Linked DNA regions of Mus musculus: region 2 is linked to region 1. Evidence: chromatin loops called from intact Hi-C (ENCODE). Cell type or tissue: left cerebral cortex. All regions are shown on one strand. Each heading gives the region's core, and the rest is flanking DNA. Links, peaks and the distances in the headings are about the cores only.

Region 1 (11,083 bases), core at 1,908-9,907:
TTCTTTTCACTCTACTGAGGCTTCTGATACTTCTGCTTGATGCACACACTAAAATGACTTTGGTGTGTTTCAGAAGATTGCGATTTTCAAACAGAAATCTGGTGTAATTGGATTTTTTTTTCCCCATAGGATCCTGATTTCTTGGCTTTTATTCATGGTATGGTTGACACCCGGTCCTACCCCTTCTCTACTTCATTAGTGCAGTGAACTCAAGAGTCCAGAAGGGGGAGGCAGATCCCCTGGCTGCAGTTACAATCAGGTTCATGAGTTATCTAAAGTAGGTGCTGGGAATTGAACTCTGGTCCTCTGCAAGAGCAGTATGTGCTCTTAAGCAGTGAGTCATCAATACACCATTTAATTACAAAAAAAAGTGTATCTCTGGTCTGTCCTGGGCATTGAATCCCATAGGCTTTCATTTATGATGTTTTCACATCTTTCGCTGGTTCTGGGCTGTGACCAGTCCTCCTGCTTTCTCATGGCTCTGCACTTACTCTTTTTGGATTTCTTTTTTTTTTTTTTTTTTCTACTATCCAGGGTTGGCGGCTACAAGCTTTGAGAATCCTTTCACATGAGAGCATTCCCATGTGACTGCATCCATTGAGTCTCCACCTGCAGGAGTGCTATTGACCTTTGGCTTCTGCGGTGCTTCTGTGAGTTCATGCCAAGGCTTCTCCCCAAGGCTGGACAGAGAAACTGGGATTCCACACAGATCTTAGACCACCCTGCAAACCTCTTGTAAGTGTGCTGAAAGTGCCCACCTGGCTTCTCTACCTTGCCTCCGTCCTTCACAGGGAATCAGATGGTCACTACTCCCACCCCTGGAAGCATGCCCAGCCTCTCTGTGTTCCAGTGTCTTGCATTTGCACCAGTAAGTTTCTTCTACATACAATTCCGCTTAGAACAGTTCACCCAAGCTTTAGACTCACACAGTATCGTGATGTTTGTTTTCCCCCATGAGCTGGTATTTTGCACCTAGACTTCTACCTCCACGCCTTGCTCAGATTTCTGAGGGCTCACTCCCCTGCCATTTAGCTTTGGGGATTGCTGACGAGGTCTTCTGTCCTTTTGATTTTTTGGTCCTCTGTGGGAAAAGAACACATTTTTCATCTCTGAAAGCTTTTGAAATCTTTCCTTTATCCTACAGATACTGAAATGTCACCGGCATGTATCCAAGTGTGTGTGACACTTTAGAAATTCTCTCTGCTTAATATTTTATGGATTCTTTAAGCTTAAAGGCTGGGATTCTTTGCTATTATGGCTTGATGATTTTCTTCCCTCTTGAACCACCCTGTCTGTCCATTCTGTTCCTCTGAGACTTAAAATAGAAAGAAAGAAAGAAAGAAAGAAAGAAAGAAAGAAAGAAAAGGAAAGGAAAGGAAAGGAAAGGAAAGGAAAGGAAAGGAAAGGAAAGGAAAGGAAAAGAAAAGAAAAGAAAAGAAAAGAAAAGAAAAGAAAAGAAAAGAAAAGAAAAAGAAAAAGAAAAAGAAAAACCATCTGGCCCTATTTTGAACTCCTGAGAACTATATGTTTGAAAGAGGGTTTAGTGACTTCATTGTGGTCCTGATGGTTGGAACAGGAGACATTCAGAGCAGCCTGGAAAAACTGGGCAAGATTCCTGTGGTGAAGAGGAAACGCTGGAGAGGAAGGATTCCACACCAGGTGTGTGTGGCTCTGCAGGCTTGCAAGGTGAGCTGTGTGCTTAGATAGCCTGCTGTGTTACAGAGAGTTTGGTTTGGTGCAAATTGCCTCTATTTTCTAAATGTACATGCTCAAAATATGTAATTACCCACTAAAGGGAATGCCTGTGTGTGAAAGCCAGATGGGCACTTCTTCTAGAACCTGGCTAGCCTGAAGTGTAAGAAGGACAAGTTGCCTGTTAGGGCACAGAGCATGAAGAACCAGCCAAAGGAGGGCCCCTTACACAGAGGACAGATGGACATATGTCTCTTATCGATCTTTCTCATTGCAGTGACCAGACACTTGAGAAGCAGCAACTTAAGGTTGAAAGAGCTTGTTTTGAGAACAGATGCAGTTGGGGCTGGAGAGATGGGGTTAATGGTTCAAGAGCACTGGATGCTCTTCCAGAGGACCAGAGTTGGATTCCTGGCACCCACATGGTGCCTCACAACCACCTATAACTCCAGTTTCAGGGGATTCTGGCTTCCAAGGACAATGTAGACATGTGGTACACATCCATACACACAGACAAAACGTACATAAACATCTAATAAAAATAAAACATAAGTAGAAGGAGGGGGAGAAGGGATGCCGTCCTTCATGAGAAACACACGGCAGCAGGGGAGTGAGGCAGCTAGTCACCATGTTTCAAGGGCCTAGGGAGCAGAGAGAGGACAGGAAGGGGTGGGCCTAAAAGCCACAGAGAGCAGACAGGAAGAGGTGGGCCTAAAAGCCACAGAGAGCAGACAGGCAGAGGTGGCCCTAAAGCCTTAAAGAGCAGACAGGAAGGTGTGGATCCAAAAGCCCCAAAGCCGTGAGAAATGGCTCAGTGGCCAGCTGAAGACACGGCGAATGATTTATCTATTCAGGATTCTTATTCTGGCATCAGGGAGGCCCAGGCCCAGAGAAATAAGCTGGATATTCTAAGAGAAAGGAATTATATATAAACTAAGTTAGTGTGATTTAACAGTGGCCCAATGTCCTCAGACTCGCATCACCCCCAATTACATCAATAGGAGGCCTCCTTTCCAATTGTTGCTGTTTCTTTTCAAGGTGCAGATAGCTCTCTTTCATTGCTTATAGGTTGTCTAAATTAACACCCTATGTATCTATCCATAAATGAGACCATGATAAGATGTAGGTTTCTCAAGTAATGGACATTCTATGATAGTCTGCAAATATAGGACCAGAGAGATGGTTCAATAGTGAGGGGTGCTTGTAGTTTATGTAGGGCAAATGGAGTTTAATTCTCAGCGCCCATATCAAACAGTTCACCACTGTGAGCCACTCCAACTCTGCAATCTTACACCCTCTTCTGGCCTCCACAGGTTCTTATATACACGTGGCTGTGCACACAGACCCATACTTGTACATTGAAAAATATTGTTATTTTTTGTAAAGGAGCTTTCTATATAGAACTGATCTCCATCTGACACAAAGACGGCAATACAGACTGCTGCATGTAGCCACACCTTCACCTTCTTTCAGGTGAAAGCTAAAGTTTTGCACATGTAGACGCTCCCCAAATACTCCATCTTCACAACTTTTCCCAGGAGAGGGTGGAGAAGAAAGGTCCAAATCCCCAGAAAATCAGGATGGAGTCTTCAATCAGCAGGAAAGAATCATCATAATCTTTGGGATTTATTTTTACAATAGCAGCTGTTAAAACGCTGGTTCAACAATGTACATAAAACAAGGACCTGTCCCTACTTGGCTTCACTCATTATCCTGGAAGGGAAGCCATCAAATCATTCAATTTAAACAACTTCAGTTTTGCGTTGCATGAAAGTAAGCAGGGAGTCATAGTAAGAGACCATCCAATGGGGCCGGAAAGATCAGCAGTTAAAATTGTTCCCTGCTTTTGCAGAGGACTCCAGTTTGGTTCCCACCATCCGTGTCAGATGACTCAACTGCATGCAACTCTAGTTCCAAGGGACCTGATGCATTTTTTGACTTCCACAGGCTCCTGTACTTACATGAGCATGCCTGCACATAGGAGAGAAAAAGAGAGAGAGAGAGAGAGAGAGAGAGAGAGAGAGAGAGAGATCGATCGCTAAATGAGTGAACTGTGGACACTTTCCATTTGTTTTAATAGAGAGTTGACGATACTCTTCTTGCTATCTTCTGCTCATTCCCTGCTTCCACCCTCCCTCCCACATTGGGCTCTAGGGTGAACATAACACACTATAAGTAGATGGCAGTTCAAGTGTCTCCTTAAATAAGCCTGTCTGGGATAGTGCCTGGAACCTATATCGGAGGCTTCACCACTGTCTTCCCTTTCCACTCTGGACAAGAAACAGGCCAGTAAGGTGGGCTCTATAGTTTTCCTACCTGGTTTATGGCCTGGCCAAACTTAACACTGGAGTATTGAGGGAGAAAAGAATTACATCTGGCTTTGTTAGATGGTGCCCAGCCACCCTATGAGAGACATTGTTCTTCTGACCCAGGGTTAAAGAAAGGTCTTGCGTGCGCCTGACTCGCCAGCAAGAACAACGCTGCAACAGGATCCTTATGCACACGTTTATTGGGAGAGCTTGCTTGCAGAGGCGAAGAGACCCCAAACCCAGAACTGGTGCTGCTTATATAGGCCTAGAAGAGGCGTGTCTCACACCCAGATTGGTTATGCATGGGTTATGCTTACCACCTCATTTGCATGTCTCACATCTGATTGGTTAACATGTCTCTCATCTGATTGGTTAACTTCTCTCTCATCTGATTGGTTAACTTGTCTCTCATCTGATTGGTTAATTCTCAAAACCTCATCTTGGCAAAAAAAAACTTTACTGCCTATGTATGCGTGGTGGCCAGTGGTGGCCAGTGGTGGCCAGTGCCACCCTGCAATGGCACATGTGGCTTCCCACAGAAAGGGGTGAACAGCAATTCACTCCTGAACAAGTTCAGAGATGAATGAGTAGAATTGGGAGTGGGGTGAGCTTCTCCATGAGCTAGCTTTCTAGCCCTTGAGTGCAGAGCAGAAACGGTCCTCCCATGTCCCCATAGGATACAGAGTATGCAAGCATTGAACCATAGCTTCAACATTTGAGATATGCTAACTGCCAGTGGTAAGGCATCTTGGGTGCCCTCCGAATAGCAACCTTTGAATATCTGACACCCCGACAATGACACAAGCAGTCCAGACATTGAAGGACATGTAGTGATGGTGGTTCTCTCAGGCATGGATAACAGCCCTGTATTTCACAGGGATTTTGCTGGCTCATCAAACAAGGGGAGGGGAGGGGAGGCCCTGTGATCTTCCTGAAGAACTACAAAGGGCATATAATCTCAAATAAGTTACAAACATGGTTTACAAAATCAACAGCAGATACCTAGTCTGGGCTGAAGTTGTAAGCTAGCATGAGTGACAGTTCCCAGAATCATCAGGTAAGAACACGAGGTTTCTGAAGGGCATTAAAAATAAACAGTAGGACATCCAAAAAAAATGGCACTTTGCGGGACAATATGTGTGTCTTACCTTTATCTCAAGTGGATGAATGGAGGCCAGGAGTCACAGGTGGTATCTGATTTGTTTGATGAAGAATAAGGAGCCCCATTTCTATATAGATAACAGTATTCACATACACAACAGCACAAAGATCTGGCACAAAGAGCCTGGGTATAAAAGAGCCTCACTGCATTAGGCAGAGAGGATAGGATATCCTGGAGCCTCCTGATTGATCAGGTATAGAAGCTAGGGGTGACTTCCAAATATGCCCGCTAGGTGGCAGTGTTGATTAGTCCACAAGTCAGGGAAGCCTTCCAGGAATTCTCTTTGAGCTGAGTATTAAGACTCTCCAGTGAGAGCCCTGGGTTGAGGTTTGCCAATGGCAAGCCTTGCTCCCTTCATCTCTGCTTCACCCCTTTAAAAAGACAATAGGGGCAGCGCAGAATCTGTTTCCAGAACCTTTGAAGTCATTCATAGTACCTAATCTCTTCATTCTACCACACAAAACCAAGAGATACCAGCCTAAGGCAGATGAATTGTTCTGAATGTTAATTGATAAGGAGGCTGGGGGTCTAGAATAGTAGTCAATTTGGCTCCCCACAGCACAGGAGATGGGGTTCAAACACATAAGGGTAGCTCATGCTGCAAAATTACCCAACTACCCCCTTGGCAAATTAAGCTCCTTAAATTCTGCCATGGAATGTTTTTTACCCTGAGCTAGGCATGGCGTCGTCTGCTCGTGACCCATTTAGGGAGATTTGATTACTATTGACTTTCTGCCATTCCTTTACCTAATCCAAATAGTCAGGGATTTAGGTCGAAGGTGGTATGATGGCCAGGAACCCAGAACTGCACACACATTCTTCCTAATCCCCTACCAAAGCAGTCAGGGCTCTTGCTTGTGACAGAAATCCAATTAAGTATATCCTTAGACAGGAAAGAAGTGTTACTGGCACAGGATGGTTGCTGGTGCAGCTGGGGGCTTTGGATAAGCGGCGATCACAGGTTATTTCTGGAACATTCTTGCAGACATTCTCTATTGCTTTGAGTGTAGAGCCCTCTGTCTCCATTGGGAGATTGTGTTTCTCTCTCTCTCTCTCTCTCTCTCTCTCTCTCTCTCTCTCTCTCTCTCTCTCTCTCTCTCTCTCTCTCTGATGTTGACCTTGGAAACGTCTGAAATGGATAGAATAAGACACTTTAGGCTAAGTTCACCATCACCAAACACTGACTCTCTATTTTATTTCTCAATTAAAGTCACCTTTGCTGGCGTAAAAGCACCTGGTTCTCTAGAATACTAGAACACAGCCACTGGCCACCGAAGGAATGACACACAAGGAAAATACGAGAATCTCTCCTCCAGAAACCTGTTCCAATGATATACTTAAGTTTCACTGTCTTCTCTTTCTCCGTTGATAGTGAGAAACACAGACATCTCCCTTCTCTTGGGAGATATTAATTCCCAGTGAAACTGAAAGCCAGGGGTAACGAAGGTAAGAATTCTGAAATTTTGGTTCCTTTTAAAAACACAGAAGTATTCTGAGAAAGTGTTCTTGTTTTGATCCCAGGTGTGGGGATATGGGACTGCTTCAGATTGTCCATAGCAGTTGACCATGATTTGTTGCGTGTAGCTTTTGCTACCACGCCTAAGCTCTGGGAATGGGCCACACTCCCAGCCTCTACCCAGATTCCTTTGAATTCACAGATAAAAACCATAGAGACATACATTGTTCAATTTCAACCTTTTTGGCCCAGTTGCTGGGTGGTGCTTATTCCCTGCCTGGAGAAGCATGCCCTTATCAATACTCTTAGCTGAGCACCTCTTCACCTGAGCTCAACTTTAATTGCTCAGTTATATCTAGTCCCAGCTAAACACTCCCAACTGCCTGCCTGTAGGAGTGGCCTGTGGCCACTTTGTCTGAGGTCTCTCGTGACTGGTCACCTTTTCTCCCTCAGAAGCATGGCAAATTCTCTCTTTCACTCTTCTCTCCTTGTGTCTGTCTGCTTGCCTCCAGGAACCTGGAAGTCCTGCCTATTCCTTCTGCCCAGCAATTGGCCCATGGCTTCTTTACTGACAGATCAAGAACCAGTTGGGGAACAGGACCTTAACATCAGAACTATCCCTACAATGATTTGCCTCTTGCTCTGAGTGGGCTGTGATTTTGCCAGCTGCAGATAGTTTCTGGGATTATGTGATGTTTGGAATTCTGGAGACTTTTCAGAGGGTACATCAATGGGCCCCAAGAGATGGATGGGTTGTTTTTGGTTGTGGTTTGCTAAGTAGTATGGGCAAATAAGAAACAACAAGAAGAAATTAGATATCCTGAGAGCAAAGATCAGACTTCACTCAAGGGACTTGATACCCTTAATCAGCAGGAAGTAGTCTAAGCATAGCACTGCCACCTTTCTGACCCCTGACTTTAGTCAGAAATCTCTTTTCTTTCCTCTCTATCCATTTTTCTTCTCTATTATCCCGGTTGGCTTGCTTTTCATTGGCTTAGCCAATAAGAGCTGGAGGCAGTGGAAGACACTAAGGCAGATGAAGCGGTGAGCAGGGAAATTAAGGTCCACAGAAAGAAGAAAAGAAATCTGGGCTTCTGTTTCATTGGAATATGAGTGACGGCCATTAACACAGCTGTTAATTGTATGTTGCAGGCGCACCGAAGACTATATTTCTGAGTCCTTTGTAGTTGGTCAGGATCATAGAACCAGCTCAGCCAATGTGTTGTAAGTGGAGATGGCTAGAAAGGATGAGCTTCTAGTTTAGAGCTGAGCACTTAATTCTGGTATAGACTTTTTCCAGAATGTTCTTTCTAGGGTTATCACCTGCCCAGTTCAACGTAGCAACTGTCCCCCCAGAGTGAGTGTAATGAGATTGTGCTCGTCAGCTCGATATGGACCTGAACCATGAGCACGAAATAAACCACTGGGCAGCCAAGACTCGGACGTGAGGTTGACATTGGTGTAACCTAAAACATCTTTAATATGATAGAAGCCCAGTGAAATCACTGAATCGTCCACGTGCTTCTCCCTAAGCCTTCCAGAAGCTCCAGGAGGACTACAGTCCCTGCCTGCGGTGCTGCACAATAGCGCTTTAGTCTTCATGGATAGACACACTTGCACAAATACATACAGTTCTGAACATTCATGATGTTCTAGAGTCTGGTGGCTGCTGGACTGCATGCAGTCTTTGGGCTTCCCAGGTCCTAAATGATTTCACTGTCCAGCATCAGCACCTCAGCTTGATTTCTTTCTCATAGAACTATGGATTCTGCTGGGGAAGCAAAAGACTCCAGGGTGGCTGCTGAGAAAGATGATGATGATGGTGATGGTGATGGTGATGGTGATGGTGATGGTGATGGTGATGGTGATGGTGATGATGACGATGATTTTGATGAAGGAGTTGTGTCAGCCAAAAGCCATTCCAACTACCAGAGATCAAAAACTGAAGTTTTGAGTTGCACCTTTCACATTGACCTGGACGAGAGGCCTGCCCTCTCCATGAAAAATGGGGTTAGCTTACTAGAACTCATTAAAGGTGCACCCTCTTTCACAATCTAACCTTCAAGAGTGAGTGTTCCCTGACTTTAGGAAAGACGATGCTATGCAAGCTGAGGAAAGGTCCAAAGTCATTTCATTTTAAAGTCTTAGAGTGACCCCACGCAGAGACCTCAAACTTTAAACATAGTGCTTGACTCCTCGGAGTCTCTGAATGTACTTACTTGATCTGCCATGATTTTAGTCTGATAGTAGATGCTATTTCCATGGAACTCTGGCATATCAGTCATTCCTTCAGATCAGGGTTCCTTGGAGAAGTAGAAAGCCCAAGAGACAAATGCAAGTCCATATTTCTCCTCTCAGTACTTGCTCTATGCAAAAATGATATAGGTGGTCCAGGGGGTGTGGCTGCCATTTTCTAAGATGGCTCCCAGTGATGCCAACCTAGTGGTCATGATATTCTTGTATAGTCCCCTCCCTATTTGAACTATTGCTTTTTATTTCTCTCTCTCTCTTTCTCTCTTTCTCTCTCCCTCCCCCCCTCTCTCTCTCTGTATACATATATAAACATATACACACATACATAGATATACATATATATACTATATATATATATATATATATATATATACATATATGTGTGTGTGTGTGTGTGTGTGCGTGCGTGCGTGTGTGTGTGTGTGTGTGTGTGTTGAACAATAGTTCAAGGCAAAAGTAACTAACTGCCACTTTTTCCACAAAGTCTTTTATTTATGTGAACATGTGTGGTCTACACCTGTAAGAACAGGTGTTGAATCCCCTGGATCTGGAGTTAGAGGCCGTTGTGAGCCACCCAGTGTTCACAACGGATGCTGGCAACTTCATTCAAACCGTCTGCAAGAGCAGTAAATGCTCTTAACAGCTGAGTCATCTCTAAGCCCCGTTTACGAAATTATGTTTTAAAAGATATGCGTTACCCCATCTTGATTACTTTGGGGAAAAGGCAAGTGCTATGCATTGTCAACCATCATGGAGTGCTGTGGTGAGTTCCATAAGGGGATAAACTGAGCCTACACTCTTTCCGCAGCCCGGGAGGAGCCAAGGCCTGCTGACAGCCCTGTGAATACCTTGATGATGACCGGCTTGCCCTGAATATTTGACAGTTCAGCTGTAACCTCCTGAGCCAGGACCACCAAATGAACCACTCCCCAATTCCATACGCAGAAACTATGTATGTGCCTGGATAATTTGTCAAAAGAAACCATGTGAAATAATTCCTCTCATCTTAATCTGCTTAATCTGCTTAATTTGCCTCATAATGACTGCTATGGCTTGAAAATGGCTTGTCTTATCCAAGATTCATGTTGAAATCTAATCCCCATTATGAGCTATTAGGAGGTGGAACCTTAAGAGGTGATGAGCACCTAGCCTGCATGCATGGATTAATCCATTCACACCATCAGCGGATTAATGGGTCATCTGGAGAGTAGACCAGTTTGACTGGGTCCCTGGTACACACTGTATATTTTGATATATGACACCTTTGTGACCTTAGGACTGTGTCAGCAGGGAAACCATTTTTCAGACACAGCCCTTTGGGCCAGAACTGTGAGCTAAAGCAAATCTCTTTTCTTTATACTTACCCTATGTGTGGTATTGTGTCATTGGTAACCGAAAATACACTTAGACAATGCAGTTATGAAGAACCAATGCCTCTCTGAATCCTGGGACCTTCCCAAACTCCTGGTGGTTCAAATCACCTTGGAGCATGATGCAGTATCCAGCCCAGACATATATAGTTCAGCACTGGGAACCACAGCCCCACCCCTAGTCAAGATGCCCTACATATCGTCTTTGTTTGGCAGGAACGGGTAAACGAACATGTCTGTGATCAGAAGAAGGGACCCAAGATTTTAATTTTCACTAAAAATTTTTCATGAGGAGACTGGAGAGAGATGATTCAGTGGTTAAGAGTGTGTTCCAGGCTTGCAGAAAACCTGAGTTCAGTTCCCAGTATCTATGTTGGACTGCTCATAACTTGTAACTCATGGCTGCTTATAACTCCAGCCTCCAGGGATGTTGCACCCTCTTCTGGCCCCTGTGGGTACTGGACTCATCTGCACAAGTCCTCCATCCACATGCAATGAAAACAAAATTTAAGAATCTGTAAAAAACGATTGTCACTTTTATTTGCTTGTGTGTGTATGTATGTATGTATGTATGTATGTATGTATGTATGTTATTGGATATATCCTGGGGGCTAGAAGGGGGATACACATAGGAGGGAAAGCCTGGACAATTCTTAACTCTCAATGGGAATAGATGGAGGGCATAGCTGTGAACCTTTTCCAGTCACAGGGAATGCTGTGTGCTGATCTGACAGATAAGTTCTCTCACTGGCAAAGTAAAGGGACCAGAAACAAGGGACGTTTCTAGAATGGATGCTCATCCGGAAGAACTGAACACTTGTAAGAAGTGCTGTGCTCTGCT
Region 2 (11,083 bases), core at 1,118-9,117, 220 kb after region 1:
CCTTACCAGTTTTTCTGTCTGGTGACACAGTTCCACTTGCCCCACAAGGGATACATCCAATGAGAATGTTTCTGCATGAATCTTAAAGAATGCAAAGAGGATGCTACCTCGGCTAACCCATTCCCTCTGAAGACACACTCTGTTCTCCAACTTTCCCACCAAGTTCTGGGACATGCCCAGGCAGCCAGCCACATTGCTGCTAGGAGCTGTGAGAAGAAGAGCTGCATCTATGGACCGACTTAGCCTTGATGACGTCACTGCTGTACATTGCCCAGCACCCCACAGAAAACAATGATGCTGCAAGAGGGTAAGAATCTTAATAAAGGCTGGCCTCCATTTGGCCCTGGCAAGCTGTCTTGGGATGTGAGGACTCTTTGTATAAGTAGGGCACGCTATGGAAAGCTGGGGTTATCAAGATGGGGTGTTCAGGGTAAGGAGAGGGTTCCATTGGGACAAACATGGAGACTTGAGTTCAGATCACATTTGAAAGCCAGGAGTGTTCATGGCTGTATGTGTGTGTGTATGTGTGTGCGCGTGCGCCCAGTGCTGGGAAAATCAAGATGGAAGAATCCCAGGGGTCTGCAGTCTCACTGAACGAGGTAACTTCTGTGTTCACTTAAGAGACTCTATCTTTAAAGTTAGAAGCGCTGGGGAGATGACTTGGAGAAAAGAGTAATTGCTGTGAAAACCAAGTTCAAACCCCAAGAACCCATTAAAAAAAGGTGGATGTATGCACACTCACATCTAGCAGAACTCAGTGGGGACAAAGACAGGAAGACTGAAGATGCTTGCTAGTCAGCCTCCCATTAGCCTAGTCCCAAGGTCAAGGGAATGGGTAGAACACACTGTCTTAGAGTGAGATCACCATGTTGTCTTTCTCTGGCCTCTGCGTACATGCATGAGTGTACACACACACACACACACACACACACACACACACACACACGCACGCACGCACGCACGCACGCACGCACGCACGCACGCACGCGCTCATCTCAACCCTCTTGTCTTAAAGATGACTTGAAGAGAACTGCAGATTTAGCTCAACAAAGCTTTCTATTGCTTAGAAATGTTGTGCTTGATTAAATTTGTACTAACTTGTTTTTAAAAGGCTCAAGCATGTGAGCTTATCAGAGAGATATACACAGAGAGAAACAGAGAGAGAGACAGAGACAGAGACAGACAGAGACAGAGAGAGAAGCCATCAGAGCCAAGTTCTCTTTGGGGCAGACTTCAAAAGCAGAACATTGTATTAATTATTGATTTCTTTGGTACTTTGGCAGGAGTGGTACCATTCTATTTGAATCCAGAAAGCAACAATCTCATTCCCACTGTCAGAACTCCCAAGTTTGGATCAGTAAGGTGGCTCAGTGGTTAATGCTGCCAAGGCAGGCAGCCTGAATTCAATACCTGGGGCCTACATGATGAAAGGAGAAAACAGACTCCTTCAAATTGTCCCCTGACCTCCACATATTCACGATAGTATTCAAAGACACACACACACACTTTCCTTTGCTCCTAAACAGCTAAGCACATAGCTAGTAAACTGAGACCTGGGCTCTGGACTACTCCAGGAAGGGCATCTTGCCCAGCCTTCTAAGTCAGTGTCCTGTATGCTGGCTTGCTGGTCTGTTATTTAAAATACCACCGAACATGGTCCTCATGTTCAGCCAGGGTTGGGCCCTGGCCCATGGGTGCTTTAAGGATCAGATCAACACTTGTGATCCTTCCTCTGCAAGCAGACTCAGTCCTGAAGCCCCAGTGTCTGGCTGGGCCTTGCCTCTGCAGGGGACGTGGCTGGTGTGGAATTTAATCACCTCCTTAGAAGTAGAGCCCAGCTCCCCAGGGGCCGCTTGTTCACCCAGTGTGAGACCAGCAGGTTTATTTATGGTTTCTGACTTTATTTATTCTCCCTCACTGGAGCTCTTCTTCTGCATACAGAGAATGCCTTGTCTGCTTATGTGGCTGAGGGCACCCGGCTCAGGAGCCAGTAGCCTGGCTTGGACGGATGGCAGAGGGCTCCTGTCACGCTAGCTGAGAAGTGTTTCCTTCTTGGGTGATTTGTGGAGTACTGCAGAGGCTCTCTGCACCAAAGCCTCTCCCATGAGTTTCCCTGTCTTATGGCTGGGAGTGGGTGATGTGCAAGGGCTCGGGCTGTAGGAGGCTCCGATGGACCCTCTTTTGAGGTCTCAGCTCTATCTGTTGGTCACCTGCCTCAGAACAAACCTGAGGACAGCTGGGAAAGCTTATCCTGATGGGCCATGGGGAGGGCACAAGGGACAGCTGGGATGAAACTGTCATTTCTACTTGGTTCTAAATGAAACCATGTATTTTTTTTTTATTAAAAAAAAAAAAAGATGGTCTCTGTATAGCCCAAGCTGGCCGCAAATTAATTACCTAGGCTAGGAGACTGAAGTTGACCTTGAACTTGTGACCCTCTGTCTCTACCTCCAGAGTGTTGGGATTGATTATAGGCATGCACCACCATATCTGGTTTATGCAGAGCGGGGAATGGAAGAGATCATGGAAACATGCATGCAAGGCACACACACACTATTAACTGACCCCGTCCCCAGATGTTGTTTAAGCACAACACAGCCAACCTGCAGCACTCGCATACAGTTGCTATGGGCTACAAATATTTCTCCCAGGAGCCATCAGACCCTTGCTCTCCCACAGGTCCCTTGGCAGCCTTCACCTGGTGTCCACTTTTCGGCGTGGGACTGTGACCTTTATGGACACCCAGGGATGCCTTAATGGTGGCAGTCCAGCTGGTCGGGGGCGGGGGTGGGGGGGGCTGGAGAAAGGGAAGCACGAAGCTGTTGTCCCAGTGGATGAGACCAGTTCGGAGCATCTCAGTTGAGTTATCCCGGGGCATCCTAAGGAAAAACCATTTGTTCAGAACATAAGGCAAAACTTCTAGACGTTAAACCCAGGCCTCTCACATCCAGGAGGAGGAGAGGAGAAGACCCACGGGTACTCAGAATAATAAGAGAAGGACCAGGCTGTTCTATGCTGGGATGGGACCCAGAAAGGAGAAAAACCAGGCATGCAAGGCGGGGTTCCAGCATCCCACAAGCACTTGGCCTTCTCCAGGAAGCTAATTTTAGCTGTCACATTTAAGAAGGATTTGGAGGTTCTGGAGGGGAGCCAGAGCCAATAAGAAAAATGATGAAAGGTTTTTTGAAAAAAAAAAATTTAGAAGGTATAGGAAAAGCCCAAGGGATGTGGGAGTTGAGTGGGTGGAAGGAGACAAGAGGATACTCACAGTTCTCTAGTGTGATACAGAGATAGAGCCAGAGGACATGGGTTTGCACTGCAGCAAGAAAACATTAAGTTATACTGTAGGGAGTAAACTGTGGTTGAACAAGGCTTCCCTGGAGGTCTGGACCTTCTGTAGTCTCATCAAGGACCAGGCTCTAGACAACTAAAGAACGTGTAGTCGTGGAAGTGGTGCAAAGGGGAGTCGAACAGCATCATGGGCCAGAGGAGGCAGGAGAGAGTTGCCAGATCTGCTGTGGGGCATTGTATAGCCCAATGCCCCACAGTCTGCCTGTGTGTGTGTGTGTGTGTGTGTGTGTGTGTGAGAGAGAGAGAGAGAGAGAGAGAGAGAGAGAGAGAGAGAGAGAGAGAGAGAGATGAGAGGAGGGGGTTAGGGATACAGGATCCACTAAGAGCTGCCCAATATGGGTGCTGGGAACTGAACTTAGTTTTTTTTACATAACAGTACATGCTCTGACCTCTCCAGCCCCTCCACAGGATTTTAAATAAAGGTAAGACTGGATGACGTTTGTGGTCTGAGGGCTAATCAAACACTCACGTGCAAAGAGCCAGGCTTTAGAATCCGGTGTCTATGTCTTGGTCCCCCAGGAAGCATCTCATGTGAGAGAAAGTTCTAGCACAGAGGAAGGACTGGAAATGTCATGGAGGGTTAGGGAGCTAACCCATCCAATGCCAGCCTTCTCGAGAGTTCCATGGCTCATTCCCCATACCTGACCACCAGAGGGAAAGGGAAAGTCTAGAGTTCAGGGGCCAATGCCATGGTGGGGTCTTGGCCAATAGGTGCAAGGAAAAATGAGAGACACATGCTTCCTGTCTACTGAGTTGGGAGGGAAATGGAGGCACACGGGGACTTCCTGCCATTCTGAGGAGAGAGACGTGAGGAGGCAGCATCGAGGTACAGGGATGTTAAAGTGAGGTTTTGTGGGAACGCTTTCTGAGTTTCAGGTCCTCATGCACCTGCCTGGACTGAACGTCAATCTCTGGATCTTTGCCTCTTACACAGTGTAAACAATCAGACTCCTCTGTAGGACTCCACTAATAACCCTGCGTTCTGGGAATTCTGCCTCCCTCCTCCAGCCCAAGAAGGCTCCCACTACAGGGCACAGCCCAAGGAGCTGGGCCTACCCTCGGAGGACATGGCTTCAGCTCCCTTGCATCCACAGAGAAGCTCGTTTACAGCTGATATGTTGTCCCATTTCCCTTCCTCTTCCCCTTCCCCCAACCCAGACACTGGAAGGTTTGTTCCTGGGATGCCCCTGGACTTCCCTGCTGATGTCACCCTGCACCTGGTCACTAGAGGGCGCTAAGACCTCACTGCCACCCTTCTTTAATATAGGTGGACAGACTCCAAGTGGGGAAATCCCTGCAGGGTTCACGGGGTGACTAGCCAAAAGGTAGATGAGAATATATGCCCAGGAGGCTGTGCTTGTCACTACATTGGCAAACTACTTGCCTAGCATGCACAGGGCCTGAGTCCTGTCCCTGCACTGCCTAAGCCTGAAGGGGCAGACCACAGCTGCAATCCCAGCACTCCAGAGGAAGATGTAGGAAGCTTAGAAGTTCAAAGTCATTTTCAGCGACATGAGAAATTTGGAAATCATCCTGAGTTACACATGCCCCTGTCTCAAACAAACACAGAACTATAAACTGTCATAGAACTTTCAATTAAAAACCTATGGCTTATAGGACAGGATAGAGTAGAGGGTGGGACATTCAGGGGGCAGAAAGAATTCTGGGATAGAGCCAGGTGCTGAAGATGACCCCAGAAAGATGTGCTGAGACGGACACATGGTACCTGAGCATAGGTAACCAGCCACATGGCAGAATGTAGGTTAACATAATTGGGTTATTTTAAGTAATGATCTGATAAGAGAAGAGCCTAGCTATATGGCCAACATATTTGCAAATGTATTTTGAGTCCGAGTCTTATTTTGGGGAGCATGGGACTGGAGGAAGAATCAGACCTAACTTCTACAAAGAACATGTGCCAGGTGCTGACGGATTGAGAAGGGTGTGGGGCCCTGTGTACCATCCTTTCTACCTCCCTGCTACTTGGGCATCGGCTGCACATTCAGTAGGGGTCTCAGGGTGTTCTAGAAAGTTCCTGGAGAGTGACTTGGAAGTGGGCAGGTGAGAGAAGGAAGAGCATTGGAGAAGTTCTGTCAGTCGGAACAATCGAGCAGAGGCCTGAAGGCTGGGAGGACAGCAGCTGTCAGGTCAGACCGAGAAGTGGCCAGAGCTCATCAGAGTGGTCACTGTCAGGGCTCCAGGCTCTGCCTCTCTCTATTGTCTGCCTGAGGAAGGCTGGAGCATCCCTTAGCCTATGCTAAGCTGTCACTCACTGCATTCTCTCATTGTACCCTGAATGTCCTCTGTCATTTAGGTCATTACCACTTCAGAGAGCATCTGCCCTGAAGTAATTTGTACTATGTGTTTCTATGTGCACGTATACATGTATGTGAGTACATCCGTCCACATGTTCATGTATGTTTTCATATGCGTGGTGGAAGCCAGAGGTTCACAAGAGTATCTTCCTTAATAGCCCTCCACCCTACTTTTTGAGTCAGGGCTGCTCACCAAACCTAGAGCTCACCAATTCAGCTAGATGGCTGATGAGCAAGCCCCAGGGATCCAGCCTCTGACTTCTCTTTGCTGGGATCATAAGCATGTGCTGCCCACATCTGGCTTTCACACAGGCACCAGGACTGAGACTCAGGTCCTCATGTTTGCACGGTGAGTGATCTATCAACTGAGCCATCTTCCCAGCCCCATCTGTGTCAAGGACATCCTAGAAGCATGGATGGCCTGGGTCCCAGAACAGTAAGCAGCAATCCTAGCTGACATCCATGGGTCCTTGGCCTGGGTCTTATGGCCTGGGTCTGCATGACAAGAAATGGTGCAGAAGCTCCCTGCAACCTGCTGGGATCTGTCAGGCTGGCACTTGCCACTTTCAAACATAGATTTTCTAAAAATGGCATTTTTTCCATTACCAGGGTAATGCATGCTCATTATTTTCAAACTCAAACAATAGAGAAATTTACAACACCGAAAGGGGCAGGGAGAAGCTCTCATCCTATCTCCCTCTCCCTGAGATAACTGTTGGTAACAGTGTGACGGAGATTTTTCTAACCTTCCCGGGAGTTTGCAAATATAGACGATTGTACCTTTTTAAAGATGGAATTAGGCTTTTCTGTGATTTGCTTCCCTCACTTGGCACTCAGTCACGAACAGCCTTTGATGTTCACCCGATCCACATGAGTACTGGCTATCCCACAGGCTGCCCTGAAAACCAGGCTCTGCAAAGCATGCTGCCCCAGGCCCCTTGATCCCCGAGGACTGCTGGAAGCTGGGGTGTCCAGCATAGCTCCCCAGGACCACACCTGCCCACACACTCCTGCTCTTTCCCTCCCAGCAGCCTTCTCTCCACCCTCAGCCTCCGGAACTTTAAGGGATGGATTTCCGTATCATTTCTAATACATCAGGGAAATCCCAGCAAGACAGATCACCGGGGCCTTTCTGCTGTTTTTCCTGTGAGCTGATAAAGTCCTGTCAGTTGAAAAATCAAGGCTCACATGCTCTCTTTTCGTTTTCTGAGGAAAGAGGCTCTGGTCCTTAACAGCAGCCTTGTGGGGGTGGATGGTGAGGGTGGAGGGGAAGGTAGGGAACCTGCTGACCCAAGAGTCTCCAGAAATAGCTGAGCATCTGGGCTGGGGGTGGCGGATGCCATACAGGGATTCAAACAGCACCATCCCTTGGCCTTTCCCTAGGCAGCATGTGGTCCAGGACCCCAGCCCCAGTATCCCCAGAGGCCTGATAGAAAACACAGAATTCTGGGCCCACAACACTGGGATTGAGAATCTGCATTTTAACAAGATCCCTTGGGGATCCCTCTAAAGCCAGCCCCTGGCTTCTATTCCAGAGGCTCTGTTGATATGTGTGGTATTAGAGACTTAAGAAAGCTAGCAATCCCAGGTGCCAGGCAAAACCGGGGAGAGAGCTTAACTTGTTTTTACTTAACTGGTCCTTGATGGAGGCGGGGAGGAGTCCTTGTTGCCATGGTGGTTTCAAAGATGAAGAGACAGATGCAGGAGTTACTGGACTGGCCAGAGCTCATATGCTAACCCTCAAGTAAGCGAACCTAGGTGTGTCTGTGTATGCACGTGTGTTTGGGGGTACAAGGGTGCGTGCATGCTTTTGTTCTCTTTGTTTTTGTTTTGTGTTTGCTTTTGTTTTTGAGACAGTTTCCCTCACAGACCTGGAACTCACGGATGAATCTAGACTGGCTGACACGAGCAAGTCCAGGGATCCCCCAGTCTGCCTCCCCAATGCTGAGATGACAAGTATCAACTCCCCCCACTCCCCAGCTTTTCTTCCATGGGTTCTGAGGAGTGAACCCACCCATTAAAGTTTTTGCGTTAACATGTTTGCACAGCAAGCACTTTAGTGGCTGAGCCACCTCCCCCAGCTTCCCCTTACCACTCAGGATCTGACAGCCACCCTATGCTGCCTGTTTGGTTTCAGACCCCTAGAGGTACACATTTTATACACCAAAGCAGACTGGGCCTCCAGGTTCTCCCAGCATCCCTGGCATACTCTGTCCCCAACCCTGAAATTTCCACCCCAGGGGATGGGATGGGCTGTCCTTTCCCCAGAGGTGAGGCTACTCCCTATATAATCCAGACATCTCCTTCCTCCTCTTCCTCTTCCTCTTCCTCTTCCTCTTCCTGCTCCTCCTGCTCCTCCTCGTCCCCTCCTTCCCTCCCCCTTCCCCCTACTCTGCACACACCTCACACAAGCATATTCTCTCTCTCTCTCTCTCTCTCTCTCTCTCTCTCTCTCTCTCTCTCTCTCTCTCTCCCTCTCCCCCATCTTCTCTCTCTTCCCACAGCAACTTCCTTGGGCTCCTTCCTTGTGAACTCGCCTGAGCGCCGCCTCCCAATAACCCTGCGTCTAAGTCTAATATAATCTAATCTGGCATGACTTGGCTCATTTCACCGGTGGAAAAATAACTTATCAGTGCCCATGAGAAAATGCACCTGTCTGGTCAGAGCTGTTCTAACAGGCACCACCTCCGCAGCCGTTTTCCAACTGCAACCTGCTACCCTGTCTTGCTTTTACTCCCTTCTCCCTTCTCCAGCACTTACAGAAGCCAGGAGCCTTTGACAGTGGAGATGGGAGTTCAAGCCAGAATAGCAGCCTGCCATGGAGACAAACTCATGATCATTCCTCACCTTCCTTTATCTTCCCAAGAATCAGGAGAGACAACGCAGGTCTATTATCCCCGCCAGATAAAGGAGCCCAGAGACTCCAATCAACTTCACCAAGGACACACAGTGCAGGCGCCCCTTTTCTCCCTTTTGCACTCTCTTGTCTAGAAGGTCCACCTCAGTCTCTTTGCCCTCCTCTGTTTGTTTCCACAGCTCCATGGGGACACCAGGTCTCTGACAGAGCCCCCGGCCTCCCTTCTAGGCTGTCTGCTGCTTCTAGCAATTATAAATCACAGCATTTTTCCTTTACTCTGGCCTGATGTTTAATTCATCACCCTGCCGCTGCTTTAATGCAGAACATTTATTTGGTGGAATAGCTTTGTTTTGCCTCCCAAGCCTCAGCCTCCCATTTAAAATTCCTTTTCCATTGAGAAGGGGGCTTGCTGTCAGCTTTCAGGACTTTTCTCTGCTTTTAAGCATATCTAGGCCTGCCATCAGTGGGGACCCATCTTGCTCTGTGTCACAATGGCCAAGCTGCCCCAAACACTTGGCAGGGTTCCTTTGCTGGGCTCCCCTTTCCTTGACACCATATGCTGTCCCAGGCATGCTTCTTGTCCTCAGCTGGGAACATGTGCCCCATCAACCCTCCAACTGGGAGGAGCCTCCGGAGCCATATCACAGAAGGACATCTCTTCTCAGAGGCCCAGAGGCTAGGACAGCCTGCAGTAGGAGTGGGAAGGGCCTATCTCTTAGCATCTCTACCTTATACCACCAAGCACATCTTAGATGAGCCGAGAACTTTGAACTTTACTCTGAATGCTGTTTGAGAGACCCCACCTTCCTGAAATAGGCCTCCAGTGCTGTTTCCATTGCCTGGACTGCAGCACAGTTAACGTCAAGAAAGGTCACCATGTATCTGCAGAACTCTGTCTTTCCTGACATTGAACCTCAGCTGCCATGAGATAAACCTAAATGCTCTCTAGTCTTTCCATCGGATAAGACCATGGAGAGAACCCAAACTTCCCTTCAGGCAGTTTTGTTCCTTTGCCTTTTTTTGCTTTTGGGGTGCATATATTTACAAAGCCTCAAACCTCTCCATGTTACCATACAAAGCACATGCAGGGAAGGAACGGGTCTTCCCAGGAAGTAGACACTGCCCTGCAGCAAGATTGGAAAGAGCTTTCCCTTTCTCTACTCTGTGATGGTTTCAACTGGAAATGTCTCTATCAGTTCATGTTAAATACCTGTCCCTTAGTTGTGGCACTATTTGGAAAGGAAGTATAAAGCTTTTAGGAGGCCTTTTGCCCAGCTCCTAGGTCCAGCTACTGTCAGCCCGATGTGATATGAGTAGCCTCCACCACCTTCTCCTAACAATATAAACTCTGCCATGCCTTCCCCACTGTGTTGGACTGAAACTATGGCCCTAACTAAAGCTGCCTCCCTGTAAGTTTTTTATGCCATGTCTCCATGATGTGAAAGTATCAATTGGTACCAAGAGTGGGGTCATTGCTGTAATAAATATAACCACCTAGCCCTTGGGATGGATTTGTACATGGAATGTAGAAAAGTTTTTATCTGTGGACTTCGAGGAGCTGGCTGGGCTAGAGTGTAGATGGAGATTAATGGACACTACTGGTGGGAACAAAAGATCTGAATACCAATAGAATGTGGGCAGTAAAGACTGTGTTCATGAGGTTTGGGGAGAGAATAAAGGCTCTATTGGCAATTGACAGGGGCTGCTCATGTCATGTTCTAGAAAAGCATCTGTCTACATTTTGGCCAAAACTTTGAGTGAGGCTCAATGAAGAAGTATTTATTTCTGGAGGAAATTTTAAGACCCTAAAGCCTCAAGACTATGGCCTGGTTTCTGCCGGCTGCTTTTAGTCAGATTTACAGTGAGGATTTGAAGCAAACTATGAAGCAGAAGGCTTTGAAACACATGCATTGTGGGAGTACGAATGTGCTGACAGCCATCAGCACAGCAGGTGTGGACAAAGCAGCTGTAATTGTGTTTTAAAAGATTCAACAACATTGAAGAGAATCTGCATAGACTGGAAAGATGAGTCAATAGTGCTTGCCTGTGCTAATTATGTGTCCCCCCCCCCCCCAAATGTTTGGATGAGAGTGTCTTCAGGTAACTTCTGGGAACTTGCCCCCAGTTGGTTCTGATTGGTAAATAAAGATGCCAACAGTCAATAGCTGGGAAGGACAGACAGGGGTGGGATTTTAGGATTCCAGGGCTTGGGACCAGGAGGTGGAGATCCAACATGCTAGAAGAGTGTGGAGGAGAGGAGAGATGCCATGCCCGAGAAGAGTGCAGAACAGAGAGGCATGGCCGCCCTGTGAAGGAGCCAGGAGAGCATGGCCCAGAGGGCTGCCCGGCTGTGTCCAGAGCAGCCAAGATGGAACACAGAATTAGTAAGTAGTAACCTGGGGTTAACTGCATGGAGGTTAGGCAGTGCCCCGGCTATTGTGCTGCCTTAAGGCATATTAAAACATAAAGGCTTTGTGTGTGTCTCATGTTTCAAAACACAGACATGATGGCAACCCAGTTATCTTAGAGCTGGGAAGGCTCGTCTGTGCTTGGCTGCACA

The links. Hi-C counts contacts between places; a loop is a spot of excess contacts. Peaks named below come from ENCODE experiments on the same cell type or tissue, not always from the same donor. Only the 100,000 strongest peaks of a DNase experiment are listed, where the experiment ranks them.
Region 2: it touches region 1 in a loop (2.2-fold over the local background); 6 of 42 quality-filtered maps call a loop at or near these places.

The regions. Positions count from the first base shown.
Region 1 is chr17:49,394,634-49,405,716 of GRCm38, reverse strand. No RefSeq gene overlaps it. Among named protein-coding and RNA genes, the nearest start is that of Gm41594, 22 kb to the right of the region's middle. In left cerebral cortex, for the core only: a CTCF peak has its summit at 5,384 (motif pointing right); a DNase peak (open chromatin) is centred at 5,403.
Region 2 is chr17:49,176,158-49,187,240 of GRCm38, reverse strand. No RefSeq gene overlaps it. Among named protein-coding and RNA genes, the nearest start is that of Gm30475, 9.1 kb to the right of the region's middle. In left cerebral cortex, for the core only: a CTCF peak has its summit at 4,579 (motif pointing right); DNase peaks (open chromatin) are centred at 5,268, 6,173, 6,465, 6,878 and 3 more places.